2 separate regions of the Homo sapiens genome follow, and region 1 is linked to region 2. Evidence: read pairs that join two places in POLR2A ChIA-PET (ENCODE). Cell type or tissue: OCI-LY7. All regions are shown on one strand. Links, peaks and the distances in the headings refer to the core of each region. The heading gives the core; the rest is flanking DNA. Region 1 has its middle 110 kb from the start of SCAF8. Region 2 has its middle 50 kb from the start of SCAF8.

What was found. ChIA-PET counts read pairs that join two places held together with the same protein. Peaks named below come from ENCODE experiments on the same cell type or tissue, not always from the same donor. Only the 100,000 strongest peaks of a DNase experiment are listed, where the experiment ranks them.
Region 1: POLR2A ChIA-PET joins it to region 2 with 5 read pairs; 2 of 35 experiments call an interaction of 5 or more read pairs at or near these places.

Annotation. Positions count from the first base shown.
Region 1 is chr6:154,623,663-154,629,048 of GRCh38, forward strand. No RefSeq gene overlaps it. Among named protein-coding and RNA genes, the nearest start is that of SCAF8, 110 kb to the right of the region's middle. In OCI-LY7, for the core only: no CTCF peak of the experiment used is centred there; no DNase peak of the experiment used is centred there.
Region 2 is chr6:154,681,176-154,686,561 of GRCh38, forward strand. No RefSeq gene overlaps it. Among named protein-coding and RNA genes, the nearest start is that of SCAF8, 50 kb to the right of the region's middle. In OCI-LY7, for the core only: no CTCF peak of the experiment used is centred there; DNase peaks (open chromatin) are centred at 1,636 and 3,156; H3K4me3 peaks cover 1,507 bases; H3K27ac peaks cover 2,391 bases.

The DNA.
Region 1 (5,386 bases), core at 284-5,283, 57 kb before region 2:
CACCAAGCCATGAGAGATCCACCCCTATGACCCAAACATCTCCCACCAGGCCCCACCTCCAACACTAGGAATTACATCTCAACATGAGAGTTGGAGGGGACACCCAAACTCTATCACATGATAACCCTCTGAAGAAGCTAATTGTCCCTTGACCAGGCACAGTGGCTCACACCTGTAATCCCAGCACTTTGGGAGGCCAAGGTGGGCAGATCTCTTGAGGTCAGGAGTTCAAGACCAGCCTGGCCAACATGGTGAAACCCTGTCCCTACTAAAAACACAAAAATTAGCTGGGCGTGGTGGCAGGTTCCTGTAATCCCAGCTACTCAGGACACTGAGGTGAGAGAATCACTTGAACCTGGAAGGCGGAGGTTCAGTGAGCAGAGATCGCACCACTGCAGTCCAGCCTGGGCGACAGAGCAAGACTCTATCTAAAAAAAAAAAAAAAAAAGAAAGAAAAGAAAGTAATTATCCCGTTTGACAGGTTGGGATAGTGAGGCTCTCAGAGGCTGGGTACTTGCCTGAGGCTATAGAGCTGGTAAGTGGGGAAGCTGGTACGCAAGCCCAGGTAGCCAGACTCCACCCCATCGTCTGTCTCTCCAAGTCCAGGAGCCTCTGAATTCCTGAGCTGATGGCCTGTTCTCTAACTGCCAGGAGTCAAAAAAAAAAAGCACAAATGTGACCTTTGCAGTGTCCAAAACTCACATGTGCCTGTCTCTCCGACATGCCAAGGGACTTGAAATGCTGACAAGGAACAATTTACAAATATCACTCCAAAGACTACAGAGAGAGACAGGGAGTAAGTAAAATAAGTGAAAGATCCAAACTTGAGAAGAAATAGTCTAATTATCCTCAAGGTATATTATGATTTCCTATATTCAGCTATATTCTGAATATTTGTTTCAGCCTAGAAATATCTCACTATTTTGCTCTAGTTTGTGGGAAGACAAATTAAGATCAAGGATTATATTTTTCCTTTTCTCTCTTTTTAAATTTGTACCAAGGTAATGCTGGTGAAAGATAGCTCTCTGGTTTCAGTCCTCAATCAACAAATATAAAAAGGTCTGATATGATTTGGCTGTGTCCCCACCCAAATCTCATCTTGAATTATAGCTCCCATAATTCCCATGAGTTGTGGGAGGGACCTGGTGGGAGATCACTGAATCATGGGGGCAGTTTCCCTCATACTGTTCTTGTGGTAGTGAATAAGTCTCATGAGATCTGATGGTTTTGTAAGGGGAAGCCCCTTTTGCTTGGTTCTCATTTTCTTCTTGCCTGCTGCCATGTAAGACGTGACTTTGCTCCTCCCTCACCTTCTGCCATAATTGTGAGGCCTCCCCAGCCATGTGGAACTATGATCCCATTAAACCTGTTTCCTTTATAAATTACCCAGTCTCAGGTATGTCTTTATCAGCTGTGTGAAAACAGACTAATACAACGTCCTTACTCCATTCTACTTCTCAAATATTTAAATGATTTTCAAGAGATATTATACACAACATTAACTCAGAGATGGTTTTATTAAACACACAAGAAGAAAAAACAAAACGAAACAAACATATTTTTATTCTTCTCTATATCTCTAGCTTGGAGGAGAAGGAAAGAATGAGTATATTATGGATGTATTGTTAAGCCAGCCAAATTGAGTTTATCTTTTCTTTCTAAGGGATAGAGAGATACAACTGCAACCAGAGAACCCCTGTCTTTGTCTCTTCCCTTAGCATTTTCCTGACTGTATAGGCTATTTGAGTTTATATTCCAATAGTAGCACTAGCCAGTAAACAGAGAATACCCAATTACCAAAGCTCACATTGCTCAACCCTAAGAAATAGTGACTAGAATTTCTTATTTTGTTCCCAAACATGGAGAAAGAGAAATTATGTTATTCCCAAATTACTTTTCGAATGTATGTATCCAATATACAATTTACAATAGAATATATACAATATTAATGTATTTTGGTAGCAGGGACAGGAATGCAAGCAGGGGGAAAAGGTAATTTTAAGTTATTTTTTAAATGAAGACCTATTTCATTTACTGCAGACTTCAATTCATTAGAACAAAATTTTGAAAGAAAATTTAATGTTTTCTTTAAGTATATAAACAGGTATATAAAAGTCTATTTAAATATACAGTATCTTTCTCACAGAAGGAAGTCTGGCTTAGTAACATCCAGAATTTGAATTTAAAGCGACTCATGCCACAGGAGCTGGTTCAACTCTGTTGGAAAAAAGAGAGAGAGAGGAAAAAAAAACACAAAACTAGGAATGCATCCCAGAAGAATTCTGCTCTCTTATTTCCTTTTTCGTATTTAGCACACAATCTATCCTCAATTTCCTGAATTGTCATTGCTCTCCATTTAATAAACAAATGATAAAGAGAAAACCCAAGTCATGAAATCAGTGGCTCAATAATCTTCACTTGCGTTTTTAAAAACCCCTAAGCTCCAAGGGCCACTTTAATTTAAAGCCTAGGGCCAATGACTTGTGGAGAAGTTTCCTTTTTTTTTCTTTTTAAGAAGAAAAGCAACCAATATAAATAATGAAACTTAGTGACAAATTCTAAACAGTCTTTTTTGTGTTTAAATATTTTCATCAGTTTTAGTTCTTACCACAGCACCCTGGCTCTCAAAACTTTATTTTTTTAATAATCCCACAAAGATGAATTTCCCTGAATTTGCTTCTTGATACCATTCCAGTAGTCAAAATGGGCAATTGACTTTATTGGTTTTCTAATAATCTGGACACTGGGCCAAAAGAATTCCATGCATCTCTGACTGTTCCCGATACTTGTTTTTCATTTCTAAGGGTAAATACTCTGGAAGGCAGTTTTAGATGACTGGAAAGGACATAATGTTATTTCTATTGAAACTGACTTTCATTAGGAAACCTCATACTGTATTAAACCAGGCTCTTATACTCTCCTGACAAGAATGTTATCTGGAAAGCCATGGTTGACTTCCATGAAGTCAAACTCAGAACTCAAAAATGTACTCAGAAAGCCCTAGGTTTTCTTGAAAATTATAATCCTTCGTAAACTTAATCTCTTTGAAACTTAACAGAGAGCACTTTCTGAAAAAAATACGTTCCATGTACTTACTCTTCACCTAGTAAAATCATTCTTGTTTGTTCTAAAATAACTCAGTTGAGCTTTCAAAGATGGCTTTACATTTTTTTATATTGAAATTTTATTTCAAATGTTTTATTTATTTTTATTTTTTTGAAACAGAGTCTCACTCTGTTGCCCAGGCTGGAGTGCAGTGGCACGATCTCGGCTCACTGCAGCATCTGCCTCCTGGGTTCAAGCAATTCTCCCATCTCTGCTTTCCAAGCAGCTGGAACTACAGTTGCACACCACCACACCCGGTATTTCTTGGTAGAGATGGTGTTTCATCATGTTGGCCAGGCTGGTCTCAAAATCTTGATCTCAAGTGATCCACCCACCTCTGCCTCCCAAAGTGTTGGGATTACAGGCGTGGGCCACCACCTGTAATCAAATGTTTTCTTTATAAGGTAACCCATTTTACCTTCCCTTAGGAAGAATGATGGATTAAATCATTTTTATTTCTTCTTTTTATTTTATGTATTTTATGCACTTCTATGAATCCATAAATATTTCATTTACAAGATATTCACTAGTAATATTGTCTACATGTTATCTGATCTTTTGATTCTTGAGTTTTAATCAACAAAATGAGAAGATTGACTAAAGATGATCTCTAAGTTAACTTCTGTAGTTAAACTGAACTTTCAGTGGAAATCCTATTTAAGTCCTTACCATACGTACTCCATGTCTGTCCTACACTACACTTTAAGGAAAGACACAGTAGATATCAAGGTTACTCTTCAGTGGACACACACCAAAATGTTTCACTCAGTTGAATTATCTGCTATTACTTCAAAGTCCTTAATTCGTTTCTGCAAAAGTAATCAAAATGCCAGAGAAAATTAATAATTTTCATTCTGAATTTGGCCCCAAAATCTTTGAGCTTTTCTGTCTTTCCTCTGTGGAATCCTTTCCACGTTCCCACACTGGTGGAGTTAAAAGTTCCAAAAAGCTTCTGTATTATTTGAACTTATAAAATGACCTCCTTCACTTGGAAAAGCATCCTAAAATACATGAATAAGAATTATTTTGGCCGGGCGCAGTGGCTCTCACCTGTAATCCCAGCACTTTGGGAGGCCAAGGCGGGTGGATCACTTGAAGCCAAGAGTTCAAGACCAGCCTAGCCAACATGGTGAAACCCTGTCTCTACTAAAAATACAAAAAGTTAGCCAGATGTGGTAGTGCACGCCTGTAATCCCAGCTACTCGGGTGGCTGAGACATGAAAATCACTTGAACCTGGGAGGCAGCAGTTGCAGTGAGCTGAGATTGCGCCACTGCACTCCAGCCTGGGCAACAGAGTGAGACTCTGTCTCCAAAAAAAAAAAAGGAATCATTTTACCCAATATGTGAAACACTGAGATTTTGCAAACGTGTTTACTTTTGAAAGGTGTAATTACATTCAGCTTTAAATTATGCAGAACAGATTTTTCAAGTGGTAATATAAACATCTCTTTTAAAGTAACTAATGGAGACCTTGTACTACGTAAAACAACATTTACACAGTTAACAATCTGCTAGGTAGTACTTTAAATGTTTCGTGACCTTCTTGGGCACACTGATATGTTTCTGTTATGAGATTTAATTTTCTGTTACTTCGAAGAGCCGTAGTGGGTCCACACATATCACTTACATAGCAACTAGCTTCATGACAATAGACACAATGGCAAGGTAATTAATACTGTAAGAGGGAGAGATTTTAAATGTGAAAGAATTCAAAAATAAAATTCATAGTGGAAAAGGCCTTTTTATTTTTTAATTTTTATCATATATACTTAAGATGTACATGATGTTTTGATATACATAGTGAAATAGTTATTATAGTCAAGCAAATTAGCATAGCCATTATTTCACAAGTTCTCTGTGTGTGTGTGTGTGTGTGTGTGTGTGTGTGTGTGTGTGTAAGAGCACCTAAAATCTCGTTTGTTAGCAAGTTTCCAGTATACAGTATAATATTATAATTAGAGTCCTCCTGTTGCTCATTGGATCTCTAGATAAGAAGGCTTTTTTTTTTTTTTTTTAGCAAGCAATGGGTTTCTGGGGAAAAGAAGAAAGCTTTTTCAAATGTGACTCAAAATCTAGAAATCATGCAACAAAGAACTGCTAAACTTGACTGAAAATTGGGAGATGTTGGTCAAAGGGTACGAATGTTTGCTTATAGAGTGACTACATTCCAGACATCTAATGTACAGCACAGTGACTACAGTTAATACTGTATCGTATACTTCAAATTTGCTGAGAGAGTAGATCTTCACACAAGGAGAGTGCTCTCATCACACTCATAAA
Region 2 (5,386 bases), core at 201-5,200:
TAATTTTTGTATTTTTACTAGAGATGGGGTTTCGCCGTATTGGCCAGGCTGGTCTAGAACTCCTGATCTCAGGTGATCCGCCTCGGCCTCCCAAAGTGCCCGAACTACAGGCATGTGCCACCACGCCTGGCTATTTTAAAAAAATTTTGTACAGACAAGGTCTTGCTACGTTGCCCAGGCTGGTCTCAAACTCCTGAGCTCAAGCAATCCTCCCACCTCAGCCTCCCAAAGTTCTGGGATTACAGGTGTAAGCCACTGCACCCAGCCAGCTATGACTATTTGAACCTTATCCCAAGATCATATCACTACCCTTAGGACCAATTCTGTCCTTCAGTAGGATCTATTAAAGCATGTTAGGTAGTCTAACAGTATAGAACTCAGTGGGGTCTTCCTTAACTTGCTACTGCTCTCACCTTATGCCCATTTCAATATTTATACATTTACCTTTTTTCTGAGACAGTTTTTTCCTACAACATACATGGTATGACATACATAGAGAAAAGTGCACAAATCGTAAATGCTCAGTCTGTTGTCTCAAAGTGAACAGCCTCAATCACCATCACCTGCTTAAGACATAGAACACAGACAGCACCCCAGAAGCCTTCTCTATGCTCCCCACCAATCATGCTATGCTCCCTTCCTCCAAACATTCTACTATTCGGTTTTCTATTATCTGTTTCTGAGTTTTATTTACAGAGAATCATATGGTACATGTTATCTCATGCCTGGTATTTATGCTATGCATCATGTTTGTGCGATCCAACCTAGTTTTGCATATAGCAGTAATTGACTCTTTTCATTATATAGGATCCAAGGTACAAATATATTGCAATTTGTTTACTGATTCTACTGGAGATGTGTATTTGTCCCTAGATTTTGGTTCTTGTGAGTAATGCTGTTCAGAACATTCTCAGGGGTCCCCAGCACCCAGGCTGCAGACTGGTACCTGTCCATGGCCTGTTAGAAACTGGGTTTCACAGCCAGGCGCTGTGGCTCACGCCTGTAATCCCAACACTTTGGGAGGCCGAGGCAGGCGGTTCACGAGATCAGGAGTTCGAGACCAGCCTGGCCAACATAGTGAAAATCCATCTCTACTAAAAATAAAAAAATCAGCCAGGCGTGGTGGCACGCGCCTGTAATCCCAGCTACTCGGGAGGCTGAGGCAAAAGAATCACTTGAACCCAGGAGGCAGAAGTTGTGGTGAGCTGAGATAGTGCCACTGCACTCCAGCCTGGGCAACAGAGTGAGACTCCATTTAAAAAAAGAAAAGAAAAGAAAAGAAACCAGGCTTCACAGGAGGAGGTGAGTGGCAGGCACACGAGCATTACTGCCTGAGCTCGGCCTCCTGTCAGATCAGCAGAGGCATTCGATTCTTTCTTACAGGAGCATGAACCCTGCTGTGAACTGTGCATGCGAGGGATCTAGGTTGCATGCTCCTTATAAGAATGATGATCTGAGGTGGAACAGTTTTATCCCGAACCCATCCCCTGCCACACTATCTCCCAGGTCCATGGAAAAATTGTCTTCCACTAAACTGGTCCCTGGTGCTAAAAAGGTTGAGGACCGCTGTTGTATATGTCTTTTGTGTATGTGAGCATGCGTTTCCGTTAGATACATACGTAGAGGGAGTTAAGCTGCTGGGTCGTGGAGTATGCACACACTCAACTTCCGCAGATAATGCCTAAGTTTCCCGATATAGTTCTACCAGTTTACACTCACAGTGTATGAGATTTCTCATTTCTTCTTGTCCTTACCCAGAATGGTATTGTTTACTCTTTAAACTTTGTCCCTTGGGCATGTTGTGGTATCTCATTGCCATTATAATTTGCATTATAATTTGACTAATGAATTTGGACCCCCTTTCAAACGTTTATTGGTCGTTAAGTTATCATTCAAGTCTCTTGGTCACTTTCTATGAGGTTGTCTAATTTGTAGAGAGGTTCTTTGTATATTATAAATATAAGTATTTACTCGATTACACCAATTGCAAACACCCTCTCCTACTGCTTGGTTTGCCTTTTCATAACTTTAATTGTGTTTTGTTGAAAAACAGAAAGTTAATGAAGTATAATTTCTCAATTTTGTTTTTAGTTTTTCCTTATTTTTGCCCTCAGTCTCCTCTCCAATATTTGTTTTTATTTTTTATTTAACAATTTCTCAATTACTTTCTTTGAGAGGGCCTTCTACGTCCTGTTTAAGACATATTTCCACATCCAAAGTTATGAATATTTTTTCTATTTTATCTTCCAGGAGCTTTACTGCTTTCTCTTTCATAAATTACAACTCACCTGGAATTAGTTTTTTTGAATGGTGGGAAGTATGGGAGGTATAGGAAAAGTTTTATTGTTCCATATAGCTTTACAACTGACCTCGCATCATTTATTGAAAGGACTGAGCTTTCCTTACTGCTGTGTGTGTGTATGTAAGCGTGTGTTTGAAGACTACTAGTGTGAATGAAAATATCAATACTTCATATCAATACTTCATGAGTTGATTATTATAAGTGGTCACAAATAGATTCAAATACATTTGAATTTTTATTTGCTCAGTTACAATTGAGTTATACCCCATAAGAAAAGCAGAGAAAAAAGAAAAGGCAGATAAGGTTAAGACAATTAGAAACAGAAAAAGAAGGCTGAACCACATATAAAAGGGATTCCAGGGACAAGGAAATGAGTCAGAGCCTCCTAGATTTGCTCACAGAAAAAAATAAAAAAGAGAAAATATAGTATAATTAAACCTAGCTCATGGCCACAGGAAGGAGTTGAGAAGTTTGAACACATCCAGATCTCAAGAGTGGCGAGGTGTGTGGTTGTTATTTAAGTACAATTTAAACCTGAGACTGAATGAAGAGCCCATAAATCACTAGTAGAGACTGGACAGGGGCCACCCCAAGCAGTAAATTACTAAAGCAAGTGAGGACAGCAATATTCAATGAGGATATATTAAAAAACAAACAAACAGATTGATTACTGTGTAAATGTATCAATGTGCTCTCTACCCCCCACTCTAAACTTCCTCCCCGTATTAACTACAGGGAAATCATACTCATCAAATTTAGATTCTGGTAGCTCATACTTAAGTGGAAGGCAAAAAGGCATTGAAGAGTGAAAGTAGAAAGAGTTTCACTTGATACATCTTTTTCACTTTCAAAAAAGGAAGTGTCAGTTTCTGTCTCTGGCTGGTGATTGCGGAAAGAGAATGAAGAAGTTTATAACAAGGCACACATGGGGATGGGAAAGGGAGGGACTTTATTTCATAGCAGATAACAGCCACAATCATAATATACTAGCCTACTTCAGTTTATTAGCAATAGTTCTTTTTTTTTTTGAGACGGAGTCTTGCACTGTCACCCAGGTTGGAGTGCAGTGGCACTGTCTTGGCTCACTGCAACCTCTGTCTCCTGGGTTCAAGCAATTCTCCTGCCTCAGCCGCCCAAGTAGCTGGGATTACAGGTGTGCACCACCACAGCCAGCTAATTTTTATATTTTTAGTAGCGAACGGTTTTTGCCATGTTGACCAGGCTGGTCTCGAACTCCTGACCTCAGGTGATCCGCCTGCCTCAGCCTCCCAAAGGGCTGAAATTACAGGTGTGAGCCACCATGCCCGGCCAGGAATAATTCTTTAGGTCATTTTTAGACACCTGATTTACTCAATTTACTCACTAAGACCAGTTGGTGGTCATATATAGAGCTTTCAGATGAGGGGGAAACATCCCCTTTAAGATGAAAAAAAAGTCTATTATTCCTTACATTAACTTAAGCATCATCCACTATACCTGATATCTGCAAATTTTGAGTCTCTCCAAAGTACTGCAGAGTGGATTGGCTCTCTCTTAGCAGTACCCCTATTGCCCAGGCTGGAGTACAGTGGTGTGATCTCAGCTCACTGCAGCCTCCACCTCCTGGGCTCAAGCAATCCTCCCACCTCAGCCTCCCAAGTAGCTGGGACTACAGGCCTACACCACCACACCCAGCTGGTTATTTTTTATTTTTTCTAGTTACAGTATCTCATTATGTTGTCCAGGCTGGTCTCAAATTCCTGGCCTCAAGTGATCCTCCCACCTCGGTCTCCCAAAGTGCTGGGATTATAGGCATGAGCCACCATGCCTCACCTCTTTTTTTAATATGGAAGATATGACAGAGGCTCTGAATTAGTAGAGGATTTATTGATCACTGTTGATTGTCTGATTTGCACTCATTCACTATATATTTACCACTGACTTCTTACCACATAGCAAGTACAACTGCTCAAAGCACTGAAAAGCATGAGACTGGAGGGGTGCAATGGCTCACACCTGTAATCCCAGCACTTTGGGAGGTCACAAGGGCAGATTGCCTGAGGCCAGGAGTTTGAGACCAGCCTGGGCAACATAGTGAGACCCCCTGTTAATACAAAAAAATTAAAAAATTAGCTGGGCATGGTGGGACGCTGGAATTAATACAAAAAAATTTAAAAAATTAGCTGGGCACACTGGTAGTCCCAGCTACTTAGGAGGCTGAGATGGAAGATCTCTTGAATCCGGGAGGTTGATGCTGCAGTGACCTATGATCATGCCACTGCACTCTAGCCTGGGTGACAGAGACTCTGACTTAAAAAAAAAAAAAGTGAGACCCCTCCAAAAGTTCTCATATTCTCTCTTTTTTTTTTTTCTTGAGACAGAGTCTTGCTCTGTCGACCAGGCTGGAGTGCAGTGACATGATCTCAGCTCACTGCAACCTCCGCCTCCCATGTTCAAGCAATTCTCCTGCCTCAGCCTCTGTAGTAGCTGGGATTACAAGTGCGCACCACCACACCCAGCTAATTTTTGTATTTTCAGTAGAGACGGGGTTTTGCCATGTTGGCCAGGCTGGTCTCAAACTCTTGACCTCACGTGATCCACCTGCCTCAGCCTCCCAAAGTGCTGGGATTATAGGCGTGAGCCACCACGCCCAGCCAATTCTCATATTCTTGACCTGAAATTGTTTACAGTCTAACGGTGAAGAGGAGAGATAAATAGATACAGGTACTACATGAGATACCATGACACCATGGAAAGAGGGAACTCAAGTTTATCTTGAGACAGGGAAATAATTATAGAAGCAGTGATGTTTTTGCCTCGACTTAGAAGAGTAGGAGTTTGGAACCTATACAAGTTGGGTAAACAGCATGTAAAAAACAAGGTGTTCAGAGAGCATGGTACCACTGAGAACTTACAAGTGGCTTGATATTTTTGGAGCATGAAGTGTCACAAGAGAATAATTATAAGTTGGCACCACATGCAGCAAATGCAAATTAGTGTGACATGGACAGTTGCTGTGACAGAAGTATTTTATAAAGAAGGTTGTTATCAACCTGCAAAAACACTTTAAAAATGGTACAGAAAACTTAGTGTTTTCTTCTAAGC